Linked DNA regions of Homo sapiens: region 1 is linked to region 2. The links are chromatin contacts, found by Hi-C or POLR2A ChIA-PET in ENCODE. All regions are on one chromosome and are shown on one strand. The core of a region is the stretch at or near the end of the contact, and the rest is flanking DNA. Distances in the headings are between cores, read along the strand shown.

Region 1 (4,436 bases), core at 539-3,038, 5.7 Mb after region 2:
TGCCATGTTTGCTAAATGTCCTTGGTAAAGAGTGGAGACTCCAAGGAACACTGGTCAAGGTATGTCACCTTTTCACTAAAATAAACACAACTTTATTTCTCAACTAGGAATAGTGTCAACATAACTGAAAAATTCAAATAAATTTTGAATTGCTTGAACTGCCTTTATTATATATTTTATAGATTATCTAACATCAAATTATGCTATGATCACTTTTATTCAGTAACTTACTGATTTTGTATGTTTTTATACAGAAATGGATTATCATTCTAGTAGAGCCTGGAGAGTTCAAACTGTCTGAAAGTTCTACCTAATCTTTTCTACCTAATCAATGCATAAGACACTGGTAACTTCTTAGGCACTCTCTCATAATCTCTGCAATTTCCCTTCTGTATTCTGAAAGTAAACATCTATTTTTTCAATCTGTTGTAAGCTGCCATATATACAACAAGCTTATTACATCTTACAACCAGACTTCCACTTGTAAATTGCCTCCTCCTCCTCATATAGAAATTCTGGAGCTGCCACTCATATTTCTTCAGAATCCCAGTGACTCACTGTAGAATCAGCTCTGCCTTTTCTCAATTTCTGGCATCCTTCAAATATCTTTCAGATGAGAAATGGGGTTGAAATTGGACAACATTTCTTTCTACCATCCCTTGAGGACAAGATTTCAAAATCTTTACCCCCAGGCTTTCAAAGGCCAGGCCTGTAATGCCAAATACATGTGAGATGTTCTCCATTATGAAGTCCCTTGAATTCTAAATTTAAATCTCAAAAAAATCTAAATCTGAACTTTTTTTTTCCTGTCTCCCAGAACAGCTGCTTTCTCCTACTGACTTTCTGTGTTTATGAAGATCCCTTGTTTTCCCAGACTTCAAGACTCAAAACTTCAAGATCATATTGGACTCCTTTTTTGGTTCTCACCTTCTCCATTTAATCCATCATGAAAGTTTACATCACTCAACCAATTCGAAATCTGTCTGGCTGGGCTCTAAACCTACTTCACAGTGTTCATTCTGGCAAGAAGGTGTCATGAGAGTGTCTCTTGATTGACTCAATTGATGAGACCAGAAATAAATACAACATGACATCATGGTAGGAACAGTTTTCTATCTCTAGCTTAAAATAAATCTAAAACATAATAGGAACTTATTAGGAAGAACAATGGCTTTGTAATTTTCTGTCATTTAAAAAATAAAGAAAATTCTCCTTTCACAGGATTATTAAATGCTCATTCCAAAGTTTAAAAAATATTACTTGTATATGACTATATTTTATTTCACTTTATAGTAAGTTCCTTCTATAGTCCTGAATATATGGGTTGCTAGTTAAAATTAAAGCAGCCTGTAATCCTACTACTTAGGGAGGCTGAGGTGAGAAAATTGCTTGAGCTCAGGTTCAACACCGGCCTGGGCAACACGGCGAAACCCTGTCTCTACACGAATTACAAAAATTAGCTGGGTGTGGTGGTGTGTGCCTGTGGATCCAGCTACTCAGGAGGCTGAGGTGGAAGAATTGCTTGAGCCCAGGAGGTTGAGCCTCAATGAGCTATGATCACGCCACTGCACTCCAGCCTGAGTGACAGAGTGAGACCCTATCTCAGTAAGTAAATAAATATGTAAATAAAACTAAAGCAGAGACCATGATTTCCTTTCTATTGTTTTCTAATTCTTCTTTAAATGAGTCACTTTGCACTTTTCTTTTCTACAACTGGAAAATCAACAAATACATTTTAAGCTACTGAGGGCCAATAGGTTTCAATTTCCTTATTGGCTAAGATTGACGGTTACTACTTGGAGTGCTGTGTCAGGAAGAATTGTGAGTCACAACCAGGTCCTGCCAGAAGGAATACTGTGCTCAATTAGTGAGGTCCTCTGTGGGCTTGAGAAGGGAACATGATGGCTCGCATGTCACATGAAGCAAGAATCAAGGCCAATCTGAAAGTAGAACAGAAGAGTTTGACACTTAGATGGCATACTTGAATGCTATGTAATTAAGGCTTTTGTCACAAAAGTGGCTATTTTGCCATCCTGTCACAATACTGAAATTCTAGGATTAGCAACTTTTAAAGACTTTTTGAAACCTTTCACTAGTAAAAAAGTTTTTGAAAACTTTCACTATTAAAATACTACCTTTATTGTTCTTATTCTGGGAAAGTGAATGGGTTTAAGTCATTATCAGCAAACAGTTAAGGAGGAAGTAGTCTATGAGATTGATTTTCAACCTTGAGTGTGGATGAAAGAAATGATCTTTGTAATGAAATATGGGGTGCATTTATTAGAAGGAGAAAGTGAGAACCAGGAGGATGAAACTGTGAGTAGAAAGAGAACTGAAATTGGAATTGGATGGCAACAACGATGTCTTTGTCTCCTTAAGAAATAGCTTCCCATCTCCTCTTTGAAAAAAGCTTTAAAAAAAAGTAAAAGAAAAACTAATGAAACTAAACAAAAAATAAAAAGAAAAATAAATCAAACCTTGGTGAGGTTCATCCTTAATATTCTCTAAAAAGGCTCCAAATTTTCCTCGTTCTTTATCCCTTACTAGGTCAGCAGCAGCATATCAAAGAAGCACAAACAACTTGCTGAATTCGATTCTAAGTGGGCATAGCTTTGTGCCTGCTAAAAGGAAATAAGGATTTAGGCCCTTTAGATATAATGGCGACAGCAACAACAGCAATAAATACAATGGCCACCACTCCTGAGTGTACCATGTCTTGGTTTTGCTCTGAAATGCATGTACATGCTGGATCTCCTTTAATTCTCATCCAATCCATGATGCATCACTCTAATTATCTCTGATTTACAGCTGGGCTTCAGTAGTCTGCTTAAAGTCATGCAATGAGCAAATGACAGAGCCAGAATTTAAACCCAAGTCTTTCTTAGGCCAAACCTTATTTCTACCTTTCTCCCTTGCCTGTGTTCTCTTTCAGTTTCTTACTGAGACCTAGGTAACTATCCATGTCAGCTCTAGGGCTCAGACAAGATGAGTCACACTTGCAGGAAATATGAGAGAGAAAAAGCTACAACTCTATAGCATGAAAAGTGATTTTCATATTGTTTATACTTAAATGAGACGCTCTGCACTAAAATTCTCTCGTTTCCACACTTTGTACGGATATATAAATTCTCCCAAAATAGGATCCAGGTGCCATTTATATAGCAACATTAACCCTGAATCTCTCAGTGGGAAAAATCCTGTAAACTGATGATAATACTCATGTTGGCACAGGATAATATTAGAAAACCAAAGAAAACATTTTCTGGTTTGTGTACCTTGAATAAACAGATGTTTAAAATTCTACTTTCCCTACATTTACCAAGCATATAAATGAGAACTAATTAGACTGAAATTCCATGGACCGTGTTCCAACGCCCTAGTTTAGTCATCCAGTATAAACACTGTAAATGAATAAAATGCAGTATATTTAACAATTTAGAGTCACGGTTCCTTAAATTCAACTGATACAGTATTACAGTGCACTGAGTAACAAAAAGTGACTGAAGTTTTGTTATTTTATTTGGAAAAACAATTACCACAGAAAAGTACATAGTATGAAAATATTCATGTGTCCTCATCCCAGAATTAATTAACATTTTGCCATATATGCTTCTAAAATTGTGTTTAATAAAGACAAAATAAAACATTACAAAGAAAGCTGCAGTATTTTTGTATCCCTTCCAGATGGAATATCCCCTTCTCTTTCTCTCCCTCTCCAGAGTCAGCATCTCTTTGGAACTTGTTGAATATCCTCCAATTCATGATTTCATATTTTACTAGTTAGGCAGACACAAAATGTTATAGCATTATTTGTGACTCGAAATTTTATAAAAATGGTCTATTTTATATTTTGCATTCTGTTATTTGCATTGTTTTTTTTTTTTTTTTTTTTTTTGAGCAAAAAGGCTGTTTATTTCACCTGGGTGCAGGCTGGCTGAGTCTGAAAAGACAGTCAGCGAAGGGAGATGGGGTGGGGCTGTTTTATAGGATTTGGGTAGGTAAAGGAAAATTACTGTCAAAGGGGGGGTTGTTCTCTGGCGGGCAGGTGTAGGGGTCACAAGGTGCTCAGTAGGGGAGCTTTTGAGCCAGGATGAGACAGGAGAAGGAATTTCACAAGATAATGTCATCAGTTAAGGCAGGAACAGGCCATTTTCACTTCTTTTGTGGTGGAATGTCATCAGTTAAGGCAGGAACTGGCCATCTGGATGTGTACGTGCAGGTCACAGGGGATATGATGGCTTAGCTTGGGCTCAGAGGCCTGACATTCCTGTCTTCTTAAATTAATAAGAAAAATAAAATGAAATAGTGGTAAAGTGTTAGGATGGCGAAAATTTTTGGGGGTGGTAGGGAGAGATAATGGGCGATGTTTCTCAGGGCTGCTTCGAGCGGGATTAAGGGCGGCGTGGGAACCTAGAGTGGGAGAGATTAAGCTGAAG
Region 2 (4,583 bases), core at 2,084-4,583:
AAAATGCTAGGAAGCATGACAATCAGCAAAGTACTGAATTGTTTATAAATGTGGCAAGAGAGTTAAATTCATAATGGATGATTCAAAAGAAAGGGGGTGAGGGGCTGATACCGAGAAAGGTAAAATGATGATAGTTCTAGGCTGGGAGTGATGGCTCACGCCTATAATCCTAGCACTTTAGGAGGCTAAGGTGGGAGGATCACTTGAGCCCAGGAGTTCAAGACCAGCCTGGGCAACAAGTGACAAAAAACACAAAAAATTAGTCAAGCATGGTGGCAAGGGTCTGTATTCCCAACTACTCAGGATGCTAAACTGGGAGGATCACTTGAGGCCAAGAGTTGGAGACCAGCCTGGGGAACATAGTGGGACCTCGTCTCTACAAAAACATAAATATTTAAATTAAAAAAAAAAAAAAAGTTCAGCCTGGGCAACATGGCAAAACCCCATCCCTACCAAAAAATACAAAAATTAGCCAGGGGTGATGGCATGTGCCTGTAGTCCCGGCTACTCAGGAGGCTGAGGCCGGAGGATCACTTGAGCCCAGGAGGCAGAGGTTGCAGTGAACCACGATCGCACTACTGCACTCCAGCCTGGGTGACAGTGAGACCCTGTCTGCAAAAAAAAAAAAAAAAAAAAAAAAAAGTCAAACATAATAAAGTTACTACATAACCCAGCAATTTCACTCCTTGAATAAAAAACTCAAGAGAATTAAAAACATTGTCCACAACCTTGTACACGAATGTGCACATCATCAGCATTATTCATAATGGCCAAAAAGTGGAAACAACCCAATTGTCTATCAAGTGATGGATAAATAAAACTTGGTATATTCATACAACAGATTATTATTCAGCTAAAAAAGGAATTAAGTATTGATACATGCTACATAAGAATGAACCTTAAAAAGTGTTATGTCAAGTGATTAAAAAAAACAAAAAAAAGTCCAGAAGAGCACGTATCATTCCATTTGTATGAAATATCCAGAATAGGCAAATCTACAGAGACAAGAGAGTTGGCTGGGTATGGTGGCTCACACTTGTAATCCCAGCACTTTTGGAGGCCAGGACTGGTGCATTACTTCAAGACCAGCCTGGACAAAACCTCATCTCTACTAAAAATACAAAAATTAGCCAGGCCACTCGTGGCGCATGGCTGTAATCCCAGCTACTTGGGAGGCTAAGGCACGATAATCGCTTGAACCTGGGAGGCGGAGGTTGCAGTGAGCCAAGATCTAACTACTACACTCCAGCCTGTGTGACAGTGAGACTCTGTCTCAAATTAATTAATTAATTAATAGAAAGTAGATGAGTGCTTGCTTGGGGGTGGTGAGGAGGGGACAACATGGACTGACAGTTAAGGAGTAAGGGGTTTTTCTTAGAATAAAATGTTCTAAAATTAGATTGTGGTGATGGTTGCACAACTGTGAATATACTAAAAACCATTATATTGTACATTTTAAGTAGGTTAATTTTATAGTATGTGAATTATATCTCAATAAAGCTGTTTAAAAAAAGAAATACAGCTGGCCTGGTGGCTCACACCTGTAATCCCAGTAGGTTGGGCGGATCGCTCGAACGCAGGAGTTCGAGACCAGCCTAGGAAACATGATGAAACCCCCATCTCTACAAAAAAATAAAAAAAATTAGCTGGGCATGGTGGTGTGCACCTGTAGTCCCAGCTACTCAAGAGGCTGAGGTGGAGGATCATTTGAGCCTGAGATATGGAGGTTGCAGTGAGCCAAGATCACACCACTGCCCTCCAGCCTGGGCCACAGAGTGCAATCTTGTCTCAAAAAAAAAAAAAAAAAAATAGGCCTGGCAGTGGCTCACGCCTGTAATCCCAGCACTTTGGGAGGCCGAGGCGGACAGATCATGAGGTCAGGAGATTGAGACCATCGTGGCCAACATGGTGAAACCCCGTCTCTACTAAAAATACAAAATTAGCCAGGCATGGCCAGGCGCAGTGGCTCACACCTGTAATCCCAGCACTCTGGCAGGCCGAGGTGGGGGGATCACCTGAGGTCAGGAGTTCGAGACCAGCCTGGCCAACATGGCGAAACTCTGTCTCTACTAAAAAATACAAAAATTAGCTGGGCGTGTCCGCACCACTGCACTCCAGCCTGGGCAACAGAAGGAGACTCAGTCTCAAAAAAAGAAGAAAAAGAAAAGAAAGTCTACTTACAGCTTAATATGATTAACTATAGAAATCTACCGATGTGAAAGAGTATCTAACAATTTCTAAGACCCAGAAAAGCTGACATCCTAGATACCTTACCAATTTTGATCGCCACTTCTCATGACAGAAGATGCTAAACATAGCTTCTCTCGGATGGACCATGGCTCTGTGGGGCCAGTGCTTAGCAGCTTGTGTTCTGGGAAAGGGAGAAAAAAAAAAAAGCCTTGGAAACAACCACTGAGACTGTAGTGCTAAGCTCCAAAATCCCCAAAAAGAGGACTAAAAGCCTAATACAAAACATCCCAACTTGTTAGGACAAAGTGAGCTACTATAACCAAATCTTGATTTTCACCTCTCCAAGTGAAATATCACCAGTGACCGGGGTACCTATTCGTTGCATGTGAATTATTAACATTTTATTTCTTAAAACGCCATGGCTTGAAGCTCCGCTTTATTAAGAAACAGGGAATGTCAGATTAGGCAGTTCTCCCTAAAAGCCCAGTTTTAAGAATACTGGACTTTATTCCAGTTTGAACTTATTCAGGGCTTATTTCCCAGGAACCCGAGCGGCCAGCCCCTCCTACTACCCCGCCTCCCTCTTAGCATAAACTTGTTTACTTCTCTCAGATCCTCTACTCCAAATGTCGGGGGTAAAAGAGCTTTTCAGTCCAAAAAAAGAAAAATGGCTGAAATCCCCGAGATGCAATTTCCTGAGTGGCAAGAAAAGCTCATGGTTAAAAGACCCCACTTCCACTGCCTCACAAACGTCAGACAAAAAAATGAATGGCTCTTTGAGGTGCCGGTTACTCCGTCTGGCTCATAACATCTTTTCGTCTGCACGCCCAAGTTTCTAGAGTGCTTTTACGGTTAACCCGCAGAGTTCCTAACACACTAGGATTCACTAAGCTGCTTCTCTCACACCTCCGCTCTCTCCCTGAGAAACAAGACCCCAGATTTCTGGGCCCCCAAACGTTGGTCTTCACGATGCTGTAGAGCGCAGGTCTCTGAAAACCCTGGGCTCTCAAGCAACCCACTTCTCCCACTCCCTAAGCGTGTAACAAAAATATGGTGCCTAGCCTCGGATCTACAAAGGCCTTTCACGCAAAACCTGCTCAGATACTCACTGCCCGTTCCCGTCGCCATCTTGGCCCCGAAGTCTCCAACCCTGAGGAGAGACGGTCTGGAAGGGCCGAAACCCTGGAATTCTGGGAAATAGTGTACCGGCGTTGGTTCGCGGTGCCTCCTGGGAAATGTCGTTTTTCCCCTTAAGACAAAGCAAGCACCCTAAACCAGTTACCCTGTGCACTCCTGTTAAGATTGTTGCTAAGGAAGGACAGGAGTTGGCTGCTGAAGCCTCAAGATTTCCTTTAGGCTCTTAGGTAAGAAATGTCTAAGGTTCAAGGAAAAAGGTTAAGTTGGAAGAATCCCAGGCAAAATAAGTGCGAATCCACGACAGTTGGTAACCCGGACCCACATTAGAACTCAGAGGTCAAGCAGAAGCGAACGACTGGAATTCCAGTCAGGCCCGCCCCCTTTCCTTACGCGGATTGGTAGCTGCAGGCTTCCCTATCTGATTGGCCGAACGAACGCAGCGCGTAATTTAAAATATTGTATCTGTAACAAAGCTGCACCTCGTGGGCGGAGTTGTGCTCTGCGGCTGCGAAAGTCCAGCTTCGGCGACTAGGTGTGAGTAAGCCAGTATCCCAGGAGGAGCAAGTGGCACGTCTTCGGGTGAGTGTGCGGCTGTGCTGGAGCCCGGGTTACCAGCTCTTGCCCGCGCGGAATAGGCTTTAAGAAATCGGAGCTGCAGCCATCTGTTTTTCTCTTAATGCTGCATCTCTGTTCTCACGGTGGTCCTTGGGGTGAGGTTAGAGAAGGAGCCGAGGGATCCTGACACCACCTCCACAGCACCGGCGGGCGAGGTGCCCTACTTTAGGCGTAGCCTTCTGCTTTTGGAGCCAGATGTCTGTGGACTTCTGTTCGCGTTCAGAAATGCCGCCTCAAACTTCTCTCAATTGTTCATTAAGTGAACTTCTCTCATTCCCTTCCCCTTTGCCGATAATTGGAGGGGAAAAGAAGTAGGAAGCGGGACACGGTGTCCTGGGGCAAGGGACTTATTACCTAAAATTCGCGGCCCCTTCTGTCCCTAAAGGTTCTTCTCCCTGCCCACTTTTTGGTCTCTTTTTAGACCTAGGCTGCCCCTGCCGTCATGTCGCAAGGGATCCTTTCTCCGCCAGCGGGCTTGCTGTCCGATGACGATGTCGTAGTTTCTCCCATGTTTGAGTCCACAGCTGCAGATTTGGGGTCTGTGGTACGCAAGAACCTGCTATCAGACTGCTCTGTCGTCTCTACCTCCCTAGAGGACAAGCAGCAGGTAAAGGAACTGGGGAGTGGCTGGGGCGGAAAGT

Evidence for each region. Hi-C counts contacts between places; a loop is a spot of excess contacts on that map. ChIA-PET counts read pairs that join two places held with the same protein, here RNA polymerase II (POLR2A). Pooled maps may share reads with other maps.
Region 1: a map of PC-9 shows a loop between it and region 2 (9-fold over the local background). The contact joins the enhancer-like site here to the promoter of BRD8 in region 2. A Hi-C loop is called at or near these places in 1 of 168 maps with a recorded cell type or tissue (PC-9) and 2 of 50 pooled maps. POLR2A ChIA-PET finds 5 or more read pairs at or near these places in 1 of 52 experiments (PC-9).

Annotation. Positions count from the first base shown.
Region 1 is chr5:143,921,108-143,925,543 of GRCh38, forward strand. No RefSeq gene overlaps it. Among named protein-coding and RNA genes, the nearest start is that of HMHB1, 110 kb to the left of the region's middle. Within about 2 kb of position 1,789, at least 6 of the 41 ENCODE cell types and tissues checked have a DNase peak (open chromatin) inside an H3K27ac peak, as active enhancers do; they include PC-9, where a contact is called at or near this core.
Region 2 is chr5:138,175,297-138,179,879 of GRCh38, forward strand. It overlaps BRD8 (bromodomain containing 8), which reads right to left and starts at 3,334. Exons shown (of 27, transcript NM_139199.2): 1 at 3,300-3,334; 2 at 2,275-2,371. The coding sequence starts at 3,318. KIF20A (kinesin family member 20A) reads left to right here and starts at 3,816. Exons shown (of 19, transcript NM_005733.3): 1 at 3,816-3,906; 2 at 4,364-4,549. The coding sequence starts at 4,385. RefSeq lists enhancers at 3,284-3,578, 3,286-3,335, 3,476-3,645.